2 separate regions of the Homo sapiens genome follow, and region 1 is linked to region 2. A link is a loop called in an ENCODE intact Hi-C map of the cell type or tissue named here. Cell type or tissue: endothelial cell of umbilical vein. All regions are shown on one strand. Links, peaks and the distances in the headings refer to the core of each region. The heading gives the core; the rest is flanking DNA. Region 1 holds the start of IL13RA2 (interleukin 13 receptor subunit alpha 2). Region 2 overlaps LRCH2 (leucine rich repeats and calponin homology domain containing 2).

Region 1 (11,402 bases), core at 781-8,780, 130 kb before region 2:
TTTGTGCCACACTGTCACAGGATCTATTGTGCCTACAGCCTGGTACATAAGATTAAGGGACTTATTCCCAAATGAATTGTTCTGATAGTATTAAATATGAAAAGAGAGCTTTGTTTTAACCTTGTGGTGATATCCAATAAGTAGTTTCTGCCCAGGAACTTTGAACTTCTGATCCATTTGTGCATTGCCATGGTAAAAGCGTGTGTATCTTCGCTTCAATGCCCTTGTTAAGATCAAACCCATCTTTGTAATGTAGATTCTTAGTAATGATGGTCTGTTTGACAAAAAGATGAGACAAAGTCAAGCTTAGAAACCTCCATGGTATAGTGAGCTATATTAATAAGACTAATAAATCATTAATACCCTGGAGAGTTCCCAATATCTAAGACAATCCTAGAGACTATTTGATACAATGCCACAGATACATTTCCAGCAGAGCTCACCTCTGTATGTCATATCATTTTATGAGATCATTTGAATCTTAACATCTAATTCCAAATAAAAACAAAAACTTTTGGAAGGGAAAAAAAACTTTATGGCAGAAACTTGAGCTATATCTGCTTGGAATCAAATAGATAATTTTCATATACCATAGGCACATTACTTGGCAAATCATGCCACATTTCAAAATATAATATGAAACCTTCAAGAAATACATAAACTAAAACCCTGGAAGTAACCAGAAAAATACAGACAAATCATGAGCTTCTGGAGGACAAAAATCATTTATTATTTATTCATATATTCCTGATACCTAGTAGAGTGCCCAGCACAAAGTTGATCAATAAATGCTCAATTTGAATTGTCTCTTGAAACTACCTAGCTGAATTAGAGAGGTAACAGAATGTCATCTACAACAGAAATCTTTGAATATACATGCTTGTTGAGTATATAAGTAGTTAATAATTCAAAACATTTTCATTGAGCTCTTACTACAATATATACAACGAACCATAATCCTGCGACCCTCTGTGGGAAGGGTACAAAGATAAATAAGCCTTGTCTCCTACAGTAGAAAAGGTCACAGGTCAGTAGCATGTATAAGGCCCACATCCAAGAATATAAGCAATTGTAAAATACAGTGAAATGCTCTTCTAGTGAAGTGCTGCTCTTCAAGTTCATATTGCACGAGACCGAGTTTTTTGTTTTTGTTTTTGTTTTTTTTCTTGTTCTTCCAATGGCAATCTTAACACTGGATGGGGTGAAAACAGATATAGCAGGATGCATAGGAGACAGAAGCGGGTGTGGAAGCTTTTTATATCCTAATTAGAACTATTGAGATATGGGAATTGGAGCGGACACTAAAGTCAGGAATCACAAAGTAACACCTGATGATCACTCTGATACGGCAAATGCATGCTTTACTTACCTTCCATGTTTCACTACCAATGTTTCGGTATTTTAGTTCATATTCCACTGTGCATTCCTTAAAATGATCCAGAGACAGTGGGGGTTGCCATTGCAAATAGAGATAACCTAAGTATCCGGGATCCACTATCTCAAAATCCTGAGGAGGGTTAACTGAAATAAATCAATAAAACACTTTTATTTTTTCTGTATTTTATGACAAATATTGCTAAATCTAGATGGCTTCCAAATGTGCACCAATTGATTAACAGATAAACAAAATGTGCTACATGCATACAATCAAATATTATTCAGCCATAAAAAGACATGAAGTACTGATTCATGCTACAACATGGATGAACCTTGAGAACATTATACTAACTGAAAGAAGCCAGACACAAAAGACCACATATTGACATAGTTCCATTTCTATGAAATTTCAAAATAGACAAATTCATAGAGAGAGAAAGTAGATTCGTGGTTGGTAGGGGCTGGAGGGAGAAACAATGCAGGGTGACTGCTTAATGGGTTTAGGGGCTGTTTTACGGGTGATGCAACTATTCTGGACTTTGATAGTGGTGATTGTTGCACAACTTTGTGAATATACTAAAAACCAACGTATAGTAAAGAGTTTTACTATACATGTATAGTTTTAAAGAATATAGTTTTGTATAAAGAGTTAGTTTTGTGTAAATTATATCTCAGTAAGGCTGTTAAAAAAATCTAGATTACTGCTATATAGTTGTTCCTTCTTTGAGAAATCACATATGCAAAATGTGACTTTGCCTCACTAGGTATTAATTTTTAGAGAAGCAAAAAATTCAATGTGGCTTTATCTCTGTGCTCATGTACGCCAGAATTTGGTCTAAGATGGGAACATTTTATTACAAAAATCTGTCTAACAATAACAATAACAAATAAGAACAACAAATAATAACAAATAATAACTAACATATCACTATAATATAAATATATGTATTTAATTATATTAATTATAATATAATATATAATATAATAATATACTATAAATAATTTTAATTAATTAATAATAAAACATTAACATTATATTAAATAATATAATATAATTGAAAAATTAAATAATTCTAATTATTTTTAAATTTTACGTTAAATTTCTGTACCTTTTTAATGTATCTAATTGTCATAAAAGCTAAGGATAGTAGCTAAGGATAGTAATTAAGGAACTGTTCCAGTTAGTTTAGTACCAGGCAATGAGGTTTCAGATACTTAATCTGTTAAAAAAGACTATACAAAAAGGTATGGAGAGTGTTTTTAATTTGGCATTTATCGCACAAAATGTGTGTCAACATCAGTTACCTTATACAAGAAAGTGACTAGTAAGAACATAGCTTTTTTTCATGAACTTCCTGAAATAGTTTCAATAACAATTCATCTACTAGTTAGTTATGCACTTCCATAAGGCAGGTCAAAAAGACAGTTAATTTTCCATTAAAATCCATTTAATTTTACTTTTCCTAATTTAAAAACTATTCCATTAAAATCCATTTACCTTTTATCTCGGTGTCTGAAGATGAAGTACAGCCAAATGTTGTGCTTATCAGAAAGGTATATAAGCATCCGATAGCCAAGCAAACGAAAGCCATTTCTCCGAGATTTAAAACCTTGATATTGCCTCTCTATGAAGGAAAAATATAACATTTTAACTTTATCTTACATCAAATAATCAAACTAAACGTGATTAAAAATACTTTGGAAAGCTCTCTGTGTGCTTCTCTACCAAGAACTGGGAAAACTGTGTCCACCTCAGACCATGGAAACAGAAATAATCAAGTTAGGAACCAATATAATTGGAAAGAAAGGATTCTAGTCTCATCCTGCTTACAAGAATAAAAACAAAGCTAAGCAAAAACCCTTGTAGCTCCTCACCTCCCCGCCGACAGGCACACTTCTGACCAGGTTATGGCGACTTCAAATAGCCTTCATCCGGAAGACCGTTAGACTCACGAGAGTGTTCTTACTGGTTCACAATGGAGTTATGATATCATCCATCTCCATAGCAACCGTCTCCCCTAGCAACACATAAAACACAGTCAAATACTCTTTTCTGAGGGGAAAAAAAGAAAAAAGAAAAAGAAAAAAGTATTTGAAAGTTATTTCGGCCGGGCATGGTGGCTCATGCCTGTAATCCCAGCACTTTCGGAGGCTGAGGCGGGTGGATCACCTGAAGTCAGGAGTTTGAGACAGCCTGGCCAACATGGTGAAATCCTTTCTCTACTAAAAATGCACAATTAGCCAGGCATGGTGGCGGGCGCCTGTAATCCCAGCTATTCGGAAGGCCGAGGCAGGAGAATGGCTTGAACCCGGGAGGCGGAGATTGCAGTGAGCCAAGATCCCACCATTGCACTCCAGCCTGGGCAATAGAGCGAGACTGTCTCTAAATAAATAAATAAAATAAAATAAAATAAAATAGAAAGTTATTTGACCACTGAGAAAGCTCAGAACCTAAACCGAAGCCTCAGAGAGTTCAAAACTTTGCTCTGTTTCCTCATAAATATTTCTTTTTTTAGTTTAAAAAAAGTGTTTATTTAGCTCTTTCGCCCCCTGCTGGACGATTGACTTTCTTCTTTGCTCCTTTTTTCTTTTAATTACTTCTTTTAATTAAAATTTTTTATTTCCATCTACTCTCATTATTGTTCCACTTTTTCCTGTGTTTCCTTTATTAGTAAATGGCATCGCCATCCTTCCAGTTGCCCAAACCAGAAACCTGGGAGTCTTCCTCAACTCCTCTCCCATCTAATCTCTCCATTACCACTACCACTTCCTAAATGGAGGATCTTAGCAGGGATCTCCTTATTCAGTCTTTCCTGCCTCTGATCCATTTTCCACACCATATACAGCAAGAGTGACCTTTCTAAAGGGCAAATCTGAACTTTTCATCTCTTTCTTAAACTAAAACAGCATTTCATTGCCATAGAATACAATTTAGTCATCTTTCTGTTCTTGGATATTGGTTCTTGACGGATATGATCAAAATTTAAAGGATTCATGCCTTCAAATAGCTACTCAATTAAAAATACTTTGCTTTTCAGGAAAAACTACTACTCCCAATTCCATACACTTCTCTTCGAATCTATATTCTGGAACCAACAATTTCACATAAAGTAAAGGATTAAAAGTCACTCAAAAGAAAAGAAGGGACTGCCCTTCTTTTCTTGTGCATAGATTAATTCAATAGGACAGACCCTCTCTTCCACCCCACCCTCTTCCCCCTACCTGATCCATCTGTAATATTGTAACTTTGGTAAGCCTCAATGGCTACTTTATAGAATCTTAGGATCAAATTTTTAGAACCAGTATGTATATTACAGACAAGGCTAGTCAAATTCTCTTTTATAAATTGGGCAGTAAAACTCAGACTTGCCCCACCCAAGATTACACAGCAAATTAGTAACAAAGCTGGAAGTAGAACAGAGATCTCATGATGCCCAGTCCTGTGCACTTCCACCCCATTCTGCTGGGTCCCACAGGCATGACTCAGGATTATGAACGCTTTTCCTCTGGAACCCCAGTGTTTAAATCTTCCTTTAATTAGCAAACCAAGCTGAATCAACACCATGTTATTTTAAAAATTCTGCGCCTCATAAAATCAGGAGAGAATGTCATTTCTCTCACTGAGGCCCAACAAATCTCTCTTTCTCCCCAATTCCTCTCTCTTTACTTGCCAGCCAATGGCTGCCCACTAATGCATCTGTAAGTACTAGGTAGATTTGGCTAACAGAAGGTTATGGATCTTCCACAGAGCTACCCTCAGAGATTAAGATGAACACACTGGTTACTACTGGGATCAGGGCAATAGGTCTGACAAAGAGAAAACCTTCCATATTACCTTTAAGGACTAAGGGCAATCAGGCTGCCCTTACAATGCTCTCAGAGAGATTCTAACAAAATTCTCTCTCCCCTATCGATCTGTCCTTTAAGATTTCGTAGCATTATGTCATGTACAGCATAAATGCTAAGTAAAGAGTTTAAAATCATTTGCTTCTATTCCATTTATAGGCTATGAAATCTGACTCAGGCTATCAAATAGCATTTCATGGATCAGACTGATCAATATACCCAAGCAAAGGTGGAAAATGGGATAACTAGCTTCTAGCATCACTTATGGATAAACCCACAAAAGGAGTTGCTGAATTACACCTAGGGCCCAACCAAGACTTTCTTACCCAAATGAACACAAAGACAATTCTCTCCTTTGCTTCTGGGTTACAGGATTGTCACTAGTGCAATGAGGGGCTTTATACACTATGTGGTTACCAGGAACACCGGAGTTTTTCACAAGGACCAGGGGGACCTGAAGACAAAGGGAAGATTAGAAAAGCAAATGCAGACATATTAGATTTGAAAAAGTTGTTTTTCTATATTTCAGACCCCCAGACCACAGTTCATAACCACTCATCTGGTCTTAGCTCCTCATTTTTAAAAATAAGGAAATAACAGCCAGAGAGGAAGGTAAGTAAGCCAAGTGTACACAACTTATTGGTGGCAGAGCTGGGATTGAAAACCATATCTCCTGAACCCTTTCCACTAACTAGCAAATAAATGTTCTTATCATAATGAATCTATCCTGCACCTATTTTACTAGAAGCCTCTTCCTAACTCCCAACCTTCCTCTACCTACTGTCACCACCCAAACCATCCAGCCCACCACACAGTTTTATCATTATGACATTTCTGACAGAGTAATAATTCAATAAATATTTATTGAGCATCTTTGGAAGTTTTTTGCCAGATACTATCCCAGCTAAATCTTGCAGAAGACACAAAGTGAAAGTGGCAACAGTCATAGTATCTGTCATAGTAATAGTACCTTCTAGTATTTATTCAACATCTCAGGCACTGCCCTGTGCTATGCAATTTATATGCATTATCTCATATAATCCTCACAATCAGACTTGGACATATATACTATTTTTAGTTCTATGTTATTTGTTTAAATTTTCTTTTTAACTTTAATTTTTAATTGATACATAATGATTGTACATATTTGTGGGGTACAGTGTAATGTTTTGATACATGGATAACGTTGTGTAATGATCAAATCACGGTAATTAGCATATACATCACCTCAAACATTTATCAGTTCTTTGTGGTAAAAACATTCAAATTCCTTTCTTCTAGCTTTTGAAAAATACAATTCATTATTGTTAGCTATACTCACCTTACTGTGCAATAGAAATCAGAATGTATTCCTCTTATCTAACTGTAACATTGTACCCATTCACCAACCTTTCCCCATCCCGGCTCCCTTATTCCCTCCCCAGCCTCTGGTAACTTCTATTCTACTCTCTACTCTATGAGATTAACTTTTTAAAGACCAGAAACTATGACATACAGAAGTCAAATGGCTTCCCTCAAGTCACACACCATAAATGGTGAAACTTGGATTTAAATCTAGACAATCTAGTACCAGAGCCCTTGATGGTAATCACTACACTAGGTATTTTCCATGCCTAAGATCAATGTGGAGGGGAGCTTTCTATTTCTACCCACTCAGTTTTACACAACACTTTTGAGATAGTTTCTCACTGAGAATCTCCTTTGGAATGGCAAACCTAAAGTGATTGCCTCTTCTCGGCCTCGCTTCTCCACCGCTTCAAAGTCATGCAACATAATACTCTCACTTTAACAGCTGGCTGCAATCTTTGCATTATTGGAGAAATTCCAGGTACTTACCAATCATATGGTTTCTCAAGAAATAGATTAACGTAAGCAGTTATCACAGGTCCTCTTTTGTTCTCCTCTCTACTTTAGAGACATTAATTAGAATCTCTAATACTTTCCTGCCTAATAATCAAGCACGTAGAAAATATTAGTTAGGTATTCCTGAAACAGTCACAGGGCCAGGACACAGATTCTACAAGCCACAAGATGGGGAAGTTATGGGTGAGGCCAAAAGCCATCTAAAGCAAATTTGGAATTATACCAAGGTGCTGTAAAAGCTGGCAGGACCAACTATTCTTTGGATAAAGTAACAGATACATAGCCGAGGAGCTTTTTATAATAAAAGACACAACGGTGTAAGTATCAATCTGGATTTCACTCCTGCCTCAACCACTGTGATAAGAGGTAAATTATATCTCAATTTGTATCTATAAAATGGAGGTAATGATACAAGCCTGGCAGGGGTGTCTTGAAGATTAAATAAGATAATGTATGTGAAAGTGCTAGAAGAATAGTAAATTGCTCTATATACTTGAGAGGGGTTTGCTTCTGAGGACACTGCCACTAAGCAACACTTGAAAATAACTTACCACATCCTACACATTTGCCTTTATTAATTCAGCAAAATAAACTTGTTCATAGTAGATAATTAGACACTTATTATTAATTTCCAATTTCTACCACCCTTGTTGATCCAATATGCTGCCTTTACTGATCTTTGCCATAATAACAGTAATTTCTTTCGTTTGTTTAGCTTTTTGTAGTTTGTAAAGAATTTGTTTATTTTTTAACAGGTCTGTAAGTGTATAAGGTTTGTACTGCATGTTTACAAACAGTAAAACTGGGGCTTAGAGAAGTGATATGACTAGCACAGTGCCCCACAGCTGATACAATCTATACAGAAAGGATAGGAAAAAGAAGGAAGAGACAGAAAAACATTGCTAGGCTAATAATACATAACATGGTCTTTTAGAAATGTTCTTTCTCTATGTTGACAAAGGAAAAAAAGATTCTTCTACAGTATCCAAAATGACCATATGTTTTTTGTTTTATTTTATTGTAAAGGCAGTGACCAATTTGCAAAGACAATTATTTATTAGAAAATGATAAATGGAATTTTTGCAATGTCACTAAAATGATTTCTTTAAAAAAAACACATAAAAACTATAGGCATGTTATTTCTGTTGCCTTTGCATAAAAAAAATCAATTATAAAATTTGATACTTTCTATTCACATTGTTTAAGCTATCTAAAAATACTGGCCAAAGCTTTTAGAATGGGGCTTGAGGAGAAAGAAAATTGAAAAATCGAGAAATAGAAACTGAGGAGAGAAAAATGGAAATGTAGTGTGATTGCAGACTTAAATGTCATTTGCAAATGAAATGATAAATTGATATAGTCTTACATGAGAAGGCATTGACTAGGAGATTTGGGCTCTCTCACCAGCTTTGCCAGGTGACCTCGGAAAACAATGATAATAATAATAATAATAATAATAATAATAATAATAATAGAGGTTATAGTTTATTTTACCTTTACTAGGTGTCAAGCTCCGTGCCAGATGCTTAAATGGATTAGCTCACTTAAGCCTTACAAACTTTGCTGACTACTATTATTATTATTCCAATATTACAAATGAGGCATTTGGGGCTCAGGTTTCTCAAGGTTATACAATTTAAGCAATAAAAGATGCCAATATCTGATTCTAAAGGTCATACTCCTTTTAAAATATAATACTCTCTTTCAAGTAATCTCACTCTGTGAAAGGCAATTTTCTCTCACACAAGTTATCCCTAGGCTATAATTCTCTATTTCAATGGTTAATCTGCCATGTATCCATCCGTGGTTTCAGGATGTGACTCAAGAGCACTGGCTTCCTGGATAGCTAATCTTATTTCAGGAAGGCCATCCAACATGTATAAATGCCTGTTCATAGCTTCTGGAGTATAGTCATGACTCAGCACCATAAACAGAATCTCTGGAACCTGCCAGGTTTTGAGGCCTGATAACACACTGAGATTAATACATGGCTCAATGATAGTACAATCAGCCTATGACCTGGTGGTGAATCAAATCTAATTTCGGTAATAACTAGTAAATAACATGTCCTGCAGTGGAGTAGCTTATAAAGAATGCTGAAGATGACTTTGTACTATGAAACACAAAAGGGCTTTGAATCACACAGATGCATCATGTTTGCCAGTAGTAAAGTTGTGTCAGTCATGTCCTATACATATACACAAGGAACTTAGGAAGATGCTGAATTATGAAAATCATTGTATGGAATTGAAATACATGTAGGACTTATTTTTAACAAATATCACTTTAACATCTAGCTCTATATATCATGATTATATTTGCATCCCTGATAAGATTACATACTAACATTATTTGATATTTATAAAATATGTTCAATAAATCTACAGTTCTTGTAAAACCATGGGTAGTTATTCTAGGCCATAATTATTTTCATATTTATTTTGTAGAGACAGGGGTCTCATTATATTGCCCAGGCTGGTCTCAAACTCCTGGGCTCAAGTCATCTTCCTGTCTCGGCCTACCAAAGTGCTGGGATTACAGGCCTGAGCCATAGCGCCAGGCCCCATAATGTTTTTTTAGATGCTTTTCCTGTATGACATCTTGAGTTCATGTGGCTAACAAGTTTCCTGCAACACTGTCAAAGCTAGACAATTCAGTTTGGAGCTACCATAGCAACATCTAGGTTTACAGTGTTAATTCATGAAGCAGTTTACAAATTTCAGAATTTGTCCCCGAACTGAGATCACAGGTTTATTAGTTTATAATTCTATCCAACAAACCACCAACATGCTTTTTGAAAACAACCCACTAAAATTTTTTTTTGCAACCCTTTAAATAAAATCCCCCAGGTCATCAATTAGTAAATATTTCTTGAACAGGTCAAATAGTTCTTACTAAATATACCTTACATTCTACTCCAATGAAGTCATAACTGAAGAGTAATGCACTGCCTTGAAAGGCACTACTGCTCTGGAACTAGCGAAACAATCTCTTTTGTTCAACACTGTTCTCTGTACTCCCAGATGCTCCCAAATACTTGTTTGCAAACAGGCAGGGAATACCCAAAACATTCATGTCATGTGACCCCTTTAAAAGTAAATAATAGGATATACTCTACCCACTCAATACTCAGTAAAAATAGAATACAAAATGTACAATAGCAATTTTTATATTCCTTCCAGGTAATCTACCAGTATGTTATTTATAGACTGTAAACACATGGAAATGTGGTATTATATTATATACAGGACTATTAGTTATAGAAAAGAATGTTATAAACAATTAAATATTAATATTTACATTACATATTAACTATTCAATTATTTCAGGAAGTCTACTACATGCTAGGCACTGTTATAGGTACTGGGGATACAGCAGTGAACAAGACAAAGTAGCTACCCTCATTTCTGGTGTGGGAGACAGACAATAAACATCAGATAACCACAAGATGTATAAAGAAAAATAAAGCAGGATAACATGAAAGAATAATGGGAGGTTCATTTTAGGTAAGGGTAGTCAGGGAATGCCTCTCTGAGAAAGTAGCATCAAGGACTTCAGTGATGTAGGGAATAAACCAGGTAAAGATACAGGGAAAGAATGTTTCAGGTAGAAGGAATAGCACATTCACTGAAATAGTAGTTTCAGGAATAGGAAGACCAGCAGGATAGGGAACAGAAAAAGTTAGATGATCTCACAAATATAGGAGAGGGTAGGCCATGGTGATGAATTTGCTATTTATTTTTAGTAAAATGGGAAGCAACGGGACAGTTGTGAGCAGTGACTTTGATATGGACAGGAGACAGGGAAATACTGGGTAGAAGAGGGCATTTCCCAGACAAAGGCCCCACCCTCAAGCCTGGAAACCCATGGCCCTAAATGGGAATAGGCATTCCTGTTTTCACGTCCAAAATGTTGCCTTTTTGCCCACCATGCCCCCTTATCCTGTACACGTATAAACCCCAAACCCTAGCCTCCATGAGGGGACAAACAGAAGCTTGGAAGAATGGCAGAAAGGCACAGCAGAGAGAAGAGAAGGAGCGTCTGAATGCCGAGAGGAGTTCGGCTGGAGACAATCAAAGAGGAGTTCAGCTGCTGAATGGCCAAATGCCAGGGGAAGATGATCCTCTCACTCCACCCCCCTTCCAATTCCACATCCATCCCACAGAGAGACACCTCCACCACTCAATAAGACCCCCGCATTCATCCTTCAAGTTCGTGTGTGACCTGATTTTTCCTGGATGCTAGACAAGAGCTCAAGATACAGAAAGCTGTCACACTGGCCCTCTGCCCTTGCAAAAAGGCAAGTCCACTGAACT
Region 2 (11,402 bases), core at 2,285-10,284:
AAAAACAAAGGGGAATTTGGCACCTTAGGAACCCACTCAGACACAGTGAGGTAAGCAACAAGCAGTCTCTTGGAGTTCAGGAATCTAGGCCTCGGCTCTTGGGCAGCATTTCTGGACCTGCCCCAAGCCAGAATTCAGGGTGAGTCCCAGGACTGGCAGCATTCACCACAAGCTGATTGAAGAGCCCTTGGGCTTTAACAGAACATGAGCAGCGGGCTAGCAGAACCTCCCATGGGCCAGTGGTGGTGGTGGCCACTGAGAGAGGTTCCTCTACCTGTGGAAAGGGGAAAGAAGAGTGGCAAGGACTTTGTATTGTGGTGTGAGTGCCATCTTGGCCGCAGTAGAATAAAACATCAATAATAACACTAAATGTAAATGAACTAAACTATTAAAATAAAAAGACATAGAATGGCTGAATAGATGAAAAAATAAGACACAATGACCTGCTACCTACAAGAAACACACTTGAGGCCAGGCGTGGTAGCTCATGCCTGTAATTCCAGCACTTTGGGAGGCCGAGAGGGGTGGATCACGAGGTCAGGAGATCGAGACCATCCTGGCTAACACGGTGAAACCCCGTCTCTACTAAAAATACAAAAAAAAAAAATTAGCCAGGCATAGTGGCGGGTGCCTGTAGTCCCAGCTACTCTGGAGGCTGAGGCGGGAGAATGGCGTGAACCTTGGGGATGGAGCTTGCAGTGAGCCGAGATCACGCCACTGGGTGACAGAGCAAGACTCTGTCTCAAAAAAAAAAAAAGAAAGCTTATTTTGCCAAGGTTGAGGATAGTGCCTGTGTCACAGCCTCAGGCAGTCCTGATGACCTGTGCCCAAGGTGGTCAGAGCACAGCTTTGGTTTTAAACATTTTAGGGAGACACAAGACATCAATCAACATATGTAAGACAAACAATATTTCAGTCCAGAAAGGCAGGAAAACTGGAAGCGGCCAGGGGACTTCCAGGTCATAGGTAGGTAAGAGACAAATGGCTGCATTCTCTTAAGTTTCTGATTAGCCTCTCCAAAGGAGGCAATCAGATATGCATTTATCTCAGTGAGCAGAGTGGTGACTTTGAATAGAATTGGAGGCAGGTTTCCCCTAAGCAGTTCCCAGCTTGACCTTTCCCTTTAGCTTAGCAATGTTGGGGTGAGGCCGAGGGGGGTGGATCACTTGAGGTCAGGAGTTCAAGACCAGCCTGGCCAACATGGTGAAACCCCATCTCTACTAAAAATACAAAAAATAAAAAATTAGCTGGGCATGGTGGTACATGCCTGTAGTCCCAGCTACTCAGGAGGCTGAGGCAGGAAAATTGCTTGAACCCAAGAGACAGAGGCTGCAGTGAGCCGAGATCATGCCATTTCACTCCAGCCTGGGTGACAGAGGAAGACTCCACCAAAAAAAAAAAAAAGAAAGAAAGAAAAAGAAAAAAGAAAAAAAAAGAAACACAGTTCACTTACGAAGATACACATAGACTGAGAATAAAGGGATGAAGAAAGATATTCCATGCCAATGGAAACCAAAAAAGAGCAGGTGTAGCTATACTTATATCAGACAAAATGGATTTCAAGATAAAAATGAACAAGAGACAAAGAAGGTCATTATATAATGAAAAAGGGGTAAACTTAGTCAGAGGATATAGTGATTTGTAAGTATATATGCACCCAATACTGGGGCACTCAGATATATAAAGCAAATATTATTGGAGCTCAAGAGAGATAGATCTCAATACAGTAATAGCTGGAGACTTCAACACCCCACTTTCAGCACTGGACAGATCTCCCAGACAGAAAATCATCAAAGAACAATTGGACTTAATCTGCACTATAGACCAAATGGACCCAACAGATATTTACTGAACATTTCATCCAGTGGCTACAGAATATATGTTCTTCTCCTCAGCACATGGATCATTCTCAAGGATAGACCATATGTTAGGTCACAAAATAAGTCTTAAAACAGTCAAACAACAAAGAAGTTGCTGAGATAACATGAAGCAACTTCTCTGACCACAATGAAATAAAACCAGAAATCAATAAGAAGAAGAATTTTTAAAACTATACAAACAAATGGAAATTAAACAATATGCTCCTGAATGACCAGTGGGTCAATGAAGAAATTAAGAAGGAAATCGAAAAATTTCTTGAAACAAATGATAATACAAATACAACATAGCAAAACCTATGGGATACAGCAAAAACAGTATTAACAGGAAAATTTCCAGCTATAAGTGCTTACATCAAAAGAGAAGAAAAACCTCAAACAAATAACATAATGATTCATCTTAAAGAACCAGAAAAGGAAGAGCAAACCAAATCCAAAGTTAGTATAAGAAAAGAAACAGCCCAGGTGTCATGGCTCACACCTGTAATCCCAACACTTTGGGAGCGTGAGGTGGGCAGATCGCTTGAGCCAAGGAGCTCAAGACCAGCCTGGGCAACATGGCAAAACCCCATCTCTACAAAAAATACAAAAATTAGCTGGGTGTGGTGGTGCCTGTAGTCCCAGCTACTTGGAAGGCTGAAAGGTGAAAGGATGGCTTGACCCTGGGAGGTCAAGGCTGCAGTGAGCCATGACACCACTGCACCTCAGCCTGGGAGAAAGAGTGAGACTCTGGTTTAAACAAACAAACAAACAAACAAAAACAAAAGAAATAATAAAGATCAGAGCAGAAATAAATAAATTTGAAATGAAGAAAAATAAAAAAGATCAATGAAACAAAAATATGGTTTACTGAGAAGATAAACAAAATTGACAAACCTTTAGTCAGATTAAGATAAAAAGGGGAGAAGACCCAAATAAAATCAGAGATGAAAAAGGAGACATTACAACTGATACCACAGAAATTCGAAGGGCCACTACTAGCTACTATGAACAACTATGTGCCGATAAATTGGAAACTCTAGAGGAGATGGACAAATTCCTAGACACATAAAACCTACCAAAATTGGATCATGAAGAAATCCAAAATGTGAACAGGCCAATAACAAGTAATGAGATCAAATCTGTAATAAATAGTCTCCCAGGAAAGAAATGCCTGGGACCTGAGGGCTTCACTGCTGAATTCTACCAAAAACTTAAAGAAAACCTAATACCAATCCTACTCAAAGTATTCAAAAAATTGAAGAGGAGGGAATACTGGCAAACTGATTCTACAAGGCCAGTATTAGCCTAATACTAAAACCAGACAAAGACACATCCAAAATAGAAAACTACAGGCCAAAATCTCGGATAAATATGGATGCAAAAATCTTCAATAGAATACTAGCAAACCGAATTCAACAATATATTTAAAAGGTCATTCATCATGACCAAGTGGGATTTATTCCAGGGATGCAAGCATGGTTCAACATATGCAAATCAATTGTTGTGATACATCATAACAACAGAATAAAGGACAAAAATCATATGACCATTCCAATTGATGCCGGACAAGCATTTGCTAAAATCCAACATTCCTTCATGATAAAAACCCTCTGATATGGTTTGCTTGTGTCCCCACCAAAACCTCATCTTGAATTGTAACTCACACGATTCACAAGTGTCATGGGAGATACCAGTGGGAGGTAACTAAATCATGGGGGCAGGTTTTTCCCGTGTTGTTCTCATGATAGTGAATAAGTCTCATGAGACCTGATGATTTGAAAAACAGGAGTTTCCCTGCACAAGCTCTCTTCTCTTGTCTGCCACCATGTAAGACGTGCCTTTCACCTTCCACCATGATTGTGAGGCCTCCTCAGCCATGTGGAACTGTCAGTCCAATAAACCTCTTTCTTTTGTAAATTGACCAGTCTCAGGTATGTCTTTATCAGCAGCATAAAAATAGACTAATACACTCTCAAAAACTGGGGTATAGAAGAAATATATCTCAACATAATAAAAGCCAAAACTCATAGCCTTTCCCCTAAGATCTAAAAGATGACAGGGATGCACATTGTCACCACTGTTATTCAACACAATACTAGGAGTCCCACCTAGAGCAATCAGACAAGAGAAAGAAATAAAGGGCATCCAAATTGGAAAAGAAGAAGTCAAATTATCCTTGTCTGCAGATGATATAATCTTGTATTTGGAAAAACCTAGACTCCACCAAAAAAAAAAAAATAGAACTGATAAATTCTGTAAAGTTGCAGGATACAAAATCAACATACAAAAGTCAGTAGGATTTCTATATGCCAACAGTGAACAATCTAAAAAAGAAATTTTAAAAATAATCCCATTTACAATACTCACAAACAAAATTAAACACCTAGAAATTAACCAAAGAAGTAAAAGATCTCTACAATGAAAACTATAAAATACTGCTGGAAGAAATTGAAGAGGACACACAAATATGGAAAGATATTCCACATTCATGGATTGGAAGAAACAATATTGTTAAAATGTCCATACTACTCAGAGCAATCTATAGATTCAATGCAATCCCTATCAAAATACCAATGGCATTCATCACAGAAATAGAAAAATCAAGCCTAAGATTTAGATGAAACCACAAAAGACCAAGAATGGCCAAAGCTATCCTGGGAATAAGGAACAAAACTGGAGGAATCACATTACATGACTTCAAATTATACTACAGACCTATGGTAACCAAAACATCATGGTACTTGCATAAAAACAGACACACAGACCAATGGAACAGAACAGAGAACCCAGAAACAACTTCACACACCTACAGTGAACTCAATTTCAACAAAGCTGCCAAGAACATACACGGGGGAAAAGACAGTCTCTTCAGTAAATGAGGCTGGGAAAACTGGATATCCGTATGCAGAAGAATGAAACTAGGCCCCTATCTCTTGTTGTACACAAAAATCAAATCAAAATGGATTAAGGACTTAAATCTAAGACTTCAATCTATAAAACTGCTATAAGAAAACATGGGGGAAAATCTCCAGGACACAGGTCTGGGCAAAAATTTCCTGAGCTACCCCATAAGCGCAGGCAACCAAAGCAAACATGGAGAAATGGGATCACATCAAGTTAAAAAGCTTCTGCACAGCAAAGGAAACAAGAAAGTGAAGAGACAACCCACGGAATAGGAGGAAATATCTGCAAACTACCCATATGACAAGGAATTAATAACCAGAATTTAAGGAGCTCAAGCGACTCTTTAGGAAAGTATCTAATAGTTAGATTAAAACATGGGTAAAAGATGTGAATAGACATTTCTGAAAAGAAGACATACAGATGGCAAACTGGCATACGAAAAGGTGCTCAACATCATTGATCATCAGAGAAATGCAAATCAAAACTACAATGATGTATCATCTTACCCCAGTTAAAGTGGCTTATATCCAAAAGACAGGCAATAACATACTGGTGAGGATGTGGAGAAAAGGGAACCCTCGTACACTGTTGGTGGGAATGTAAATTAGTACGAACAATATGGAGAACAGTTTGGAGGCTCCTCAAAAAACTAAAAATACAGCTACCATACAATCCAGCAATCCTACTGCTGGGTATATAACCCAAAGAAAGGAAATCAGTATATCAAAGAGATATCTGCACTTCCATATTTATTGCAAAACTATTCACAATAGCCAAGATTTGGAAGCAACCTAAGTGTCCATCAATAGAAGAACAGATAAAGAAAATGTGGTACACATACACAATGGAGTACTATTCAGCCATAAAGAAGGAGAGTCTGTCATTTGCAACATGGATTGAAATGCAGGTCATTATGGTAAGTGAAATAAGCCAGGCACAGAAAGACAAACACCACATGTTCTCACTTATTTGTAGGATGTAAAAACAATTGAACTCATAAAGATAGAGAGTAGAAGGATGGTTACCAGAGGCTAGAGAAGGGTAGTGGGGGAGTAGAGGGTAGGTGAAGATGGATAATGGGCATAAAAAATAGAATAAATAAGACCTAGTATTTGATAGCGCAATGGGGTGACTATAGTCAATAATAATTTAATTGTACATCTCAAAATAACTAAGAGTATAATTTGATCATAACACAAATGATAAATGTTTGAAGGAATAGATACCCCATTCCCCATAATGTGATTATTGAACATTGTATGCCTTTCAAAATATCTCATGTATCCCATAAATATATATACCTAATATGAACGCCAAAAATTAAAAATTTAAAATAAAAAAAGATGTTTAATAAAATACTTCCTGGCATCATGAAGTTCCCTGAAATACAGTGATTTTATTTTGGCTATAAGAACACTAAATTTTATATACTAGAATAATAATCTATACGATAGCGGCCTGGGAATCTAAAAGAGTCAATGTAACTTTCCTACCATGATTTACTTACTAACTTAACCTGACCCAATTTGTGTTCTTGCTCACATAATCTAGCCAATATGTTGAAACAGTTTTACCTAGTTTCAGGGACTTACCTGAAAAAAATACTATCCAAAATTAGCCTTCAAAACTAAGAAGAAATACAGTTGGATTTCTTACATACATACACACACACACACACACACACACACACACACACACACACACACACACACACATTCAATAAATACACTGAATAACCATGACAAATAATTTACCATGGGACAGAAACAAAGAAATCCTGTGCCTCAGTCATTTATACGTATTAAGATAAAGTTGCACAAAAGTTCTGTACATTTCGTAACATAGCAAAACCTAAAAGAGCCACCATTGAACAAACTCAGTGATAATCTGATATAAACCTCAAGTGTAGTGTATTTTACTGTTTAATGAACTATAAATCCAGATTAGCTTTAATAATACAACCTACCAATAGCACTTTCAATTATCGGGAGATAGGTGATTAAGAGAAATTTCCTCTTAGAAGCTGCTGATGTTTTAGTCATGAAAATAGTGACAATTCTGAATAATAGTGTTGATTTAATTTAGGAAACTGTATGTCAGTTTTATATTTTCTTGACATCTTAGGAAAAAAAACTAGTGACATACTCATTTTACTATGTCCTAATACTGACATCTTCTGACAATTTAGGAGAACTACACATCTCCTTAAAACATTTCCCAGTGACTGAAGCTTATCTTTGCACCTAATTTATTAAGGAAAAAAATTAACATTTGTTGAATGATGATTATGTAATGAGCACTTCAAATATTATATCATTTGATCTCTTTTAATAACTTTATAACATAACTAATATTATAGAAGATGTTTATTTTATAAAAAATAAAATACCAATAAATGATGCTATGAAACCAAAGAATTATGTTTTTAAAATGCTCAGTTTTTAAAATGCACATTTTTAAAATGTGGCCTCTATTAAGACATCTTGAGAAGTCCACTCAAGTTACTGTAAAACGTTTTTTAAACACTAAAAGTGGGCCAAAAATGTCAGTAATCTCAGCACTTTGGGGGGGCCTAGATGGGAGGATCTCTTGAAGCCAGGAATTTGAGACCAGCCTGGGCAACATAATAAGATCTCACCTCTACAAAAAATTTTAAAATTTGTAGGGCACTGGGGGACATACCTGTAGTTCTAGCTACTGGGGAGGCTGAAGCAAGAGGATCACGTGAGCCCAGAGGATGGCCTGAGCCCAGGCATTTGAGGCTGCTGTGTGCTATGATCACGCTATTGCACTGCAGTCTGGGCAATAGAGAGAGACTCTGTCTCTTAAAAAAAAAAATTAAAAACCAGTAAAACTGTGTTTGTTTGAAAGTGTTTGCTGATATGATATTAAGCTATACACAGTAGATAAAGAGGCAGCCTAGCATAGGCTTTGGGTTCAAATCTCAACTCTGCCACTTATTACTAAGTGAACTGAAGAATACTACTTTGCATCTCTGTGCCTTAATTTCATCATCTGTAAAACAGAAATAGTCATAATTGTACTTACCTCATAAGGTTGTTATGAGGATTAAATGAGTTGATCTTTGTGAAGTCTTAGGACAGTGCCTGGCACTTAATAAGTGCTATGTAAGTTTTTTGACAAATAGTCAGAATTGGTATTGTTACTATGATAAAGGAGAACTGGTTTTGTTATACTACGATATTGGTAGTATACTAAGAATTTGTATTGTTATACTACAATAAAGGAGAGCAAATAAATATTAAATTTCTTTTATTATATGAAATACTACTAAAATTTCCCCCATACCATCAGTCATTCACTAAGTTTTATCTACAAGCAAATTTTATTCAGTGCTTTGTTCAAGGTCCAATGAACTAAAAAGGGAAACTTTAAAATAATGCTGGAATGTAAACACAATTACAGATGTATAAAGGGTTAGGATAAATAAACTTTCACTATTATTGACCAGGGTTCTACTTAGAATGTCCTTCCCTTTTTCCTCATGTCTTCTGTTTCTTTGTTATCTCTTATATTGACCAGGAAATGTAAGACTCATTAAAAGGACTCAGTATTTATTTGTTGAAGGCTTAAATTTACCACAGATCCACTAAGACATATAACAGTTTTGTTTTAGTCATGATACTATTTCCAAATGTATGTTACACACCCATATATAGAAACAAACAAATGTGCATACAGACCTATTTCTACCAGAGAAAAACAGAGAATATAATCCTATTTATTAGTGATATAAACTTGAACCTACAATGTAGACTAGTACTATGTTTCAGATGAAATTACTATTATCATCTAATAATAATTAGGCTTTGGGAAACATAAAACGTGTACAAAGACAACAAAATTTGCTATTCATGGAGCAGAAGCTTGTTTGTACTATTCATTTGAGTCAAATCCAGTAATGAATTCTGGCTAGTATTGAATATTATTCTGAATTCTAATGATTGGCTTCTACAAATACAGCAGACCCCAATCACAAATAGACAATAATACAATATTTACAAATGTGTACACAGTAAAATTTCATTAAAACCCTGCTAACTAGAAATGTGGGATAATTTGGATGATCTGAGCTTTTCTTTTAGCTAAGATAAAAGACACTCAAGCAATCTACTAAGGTAACAAGAAGAAAAAAATGGAAAAATCTGCCCTCAAGCATTTTCAGAACTATATAAACAACACTTATTTACATAGGAACAGTTAAATGCTAATTGTAAATATGTGTCAAATATTTATTGAAACAAATCCAATGAAAGACTTTTCCTGGACAATTCTTTTAAAACATACTACATATTGCTACAACTAGCAGTGCAGCAAACATTCGTCTATCTTGCAAAGTATTTGGTAAATCATAATTTATATTTATCTACTCAATTATTCTCAATTACTGAAACCTTATGGATATAATTAGATTGTATTACCCCATATATGTGAGAAATCAAAATAACACATTTACTACATTTAACTAGAGAGTTACAGTCTACCTTATTAACTCAAAACAAAACTGACAAAATAAAAACTAATAATTACAAAGTAAATTTAAAAACTTAATATAGAGTACCTTGAAATATTCTTTTCTAATCTGTTTGCTCCGCCTCCTTTCTTCACTCTGCCAGATTATAGGGTGAGATTCTGGCCACGGTTGTTCATCTATTTGATCCTTCTGATTTTCTAAGGGCTATAATGAGACAATTTATTTTAACTAAATAAAAGAGAACAAAATGATAGATATAATTGTAATTTAATTTCTTCTTACCTGCCAGGTGAGGGGTGATAATGGTGAATTAACTTCATCTGCTGAGACACTAAAAAATTGAAGATGCCTTAATACGTTAAAATATTTAGAATAAATCCTTAAATATATATTATGAACCTTAGATGTTATCTTTTTAAAAACATTGTAAAGAATTTACCCATGTCTACACTTTGGCCTAACAACATAAAACTTAAAGTTGACAGAAATATATTTAAGTTTCTAAAACCTGTTGCTCTACAGGAAATATCAAAATGGGTTTATTCTATGTAGGCCCTATGCATAGGTCTATTCTAAGGAATTCCCAGAAGCTAAAATAAGTGAAATATCTAAAGATATATTGTCAAAGGACAGACAGGATATTTATTATATTAAAATAATTAACAAAGACTAAAAAAAACTAATAATTTCCTTTGTCTAAATGCCAAAGAGCTCAAGCGAGTAGTTATTTTTGCCTACTGAATTACTGATTATGAGATGCAACCTGTTCATTCTAACAAAACAGGGGCTATGAAGGAAATTATTTTCATCTAATTTTTTGTTGTTGAGATAAGGCAGACTATGCATGCTGTTGTTAGATGGCAATTTTGAACAAGGAGTTCCTGTGGAAAAAATATATAAACAAAATGTCCACTGAAGCTGCTATAACTTAACACTATTGTGGAATTTCTGTATAGTGCAATAACAAAAAGAAAATAAAAATTGGATATAAAGATCCAATTTTTAAAATTTATAGAACACATGATTATCCAAGAGAAAAAGACAAAAAATCTATTATTATAAGAGGTAAGGTTACCAGTTAAAGAAAAACATACAAAAGTTAATAGCTTTCCTACATATCAACTATAATGAGTTAAAAGATATATTAGAAAAAAATGCTATTCATAGAAGGAAAGAAAAGTATAAAATACCTAGGAAGAAACTTAACTATACTTCTACAAGACCTACATGAAAAAACTACAAATGTCTAGTAAGAGACTTGAATAACCAAAAGGTTCTTGGATAGATAAGTATTACAGGTATAACTTCTCTTTCAACTTAATTAATAACTGAAATGAACTGTAATAATAATTTTTTTAACTCAAGAAGTATTTTTTGGTTTGTTTTAAACATTTGACAAAGGAGTTCCAAAGTTAATTTGGAAGAATGGATGATCACGAAGAGAAAAGTTATATAATAAAGAGGACTTTTCAACCCTCCTTTCTACTAGCTCCAGAATCTACAGATTTTTCAATGGAAGAGGAGTACAGGACCACGAGTATAATAACTTCTGAAAAAAATGACATTTAAGATCATTGTGAAAGTAATGGCTTATATAACAAGTAGTAGAGAGACACCTGATTGATCACGTGTAAAATATACACTGAAAGAAAGAATAAAAAAGGGGGAGGAGACACAGTGAGAAAAAGGTGGGGGAGGAAGAAAACTAGATTCCTTACCTCATACCAAATATCAAAATGAAAAATTAAAAGATTTAAATATAAAGAAGAAATCACAAAGTATCAGAAAAATACAGGCAGTAATTTTTTAAATATTGGAATAGAGAGAGCCTATGGGACAAACAATCAAAATTAAATACTAACAAATTTGAACACATAAAATGTAAAAACTAGACTTTGCTAGTGGCCAAGATAGGCTAACAGTGACCAGATTTATATCCTGACTGAAAAAACTAAAAGAATGGGCAAAATATTTAAAATTATGCCTTCCATGACATTGAATATTAGGCAAAAAATGACATTATCCTTTAGAGATGAGTAAGGAGGTAAATCCCATAACTGAGCCAAGTTGCTGCATGGAAAGAGTTTCCAGTCCACATCCCAGGAGAAAAAAACTAAGGCAGAGTCTAGCAGGCCCAGAATTCA

What was found. Hi-C counts contacts between places; a loop is a spot of excess contacts. Peaks named below come from ENCODE experiments on the same cell type or tissue, not always from the same donor. Only the 100,000 strongest peaks of a DNase experiment are listed, where the experiment ranks them.
Region 1: a loop joins it to region 2, with 9 times the contacts of the local background. A loop is called at or near these places in 3 of 110 quality-filtered maps.

The regions. Positions count from the first base shown.
Region 1 is chrX:115,014,301-115,025,702 of GRCh38, forward strand. It overlaps IL13RA2 (interleukin 13 receptor subunit alpha 2), which reads right to left and starts at 3,316. Exons shown (of 10, transcript NM_000640.3): 1 at 3,253-3,316; 2 at 2,876-3,002; 3 at 1,370-1,521; 4 at 121-274. The coding sequence starts at 2,969. In endothelial cell of umbilical vein, for the core only: CTCF peaks have their summits at 3,947 (motif pointing left) and 4,164; no DNase peak of the experiment used is centred there; H3K27ac peaks cover 216 bases.
Region 2 is chrX:115,140,482-115,151,883 of GRCh38, forward strand. It overlaps LRCH2 (leucine rich repeats and calponin homology domain containing 2), which reads right to left. Exons shown (of 21, transcript NM_020871.4): 13 at 9,541-9,589; 14 at 9,346-9,462. Among named protein-coding and RNA genes, the nearest start is that of SNORA35B, 20 kb to the left of the region's middle. In endothelial cell of umbilical vein, for the core only: no CTCF peak of the experiment used is centred there; no DNase peak of the experiment used is centred there.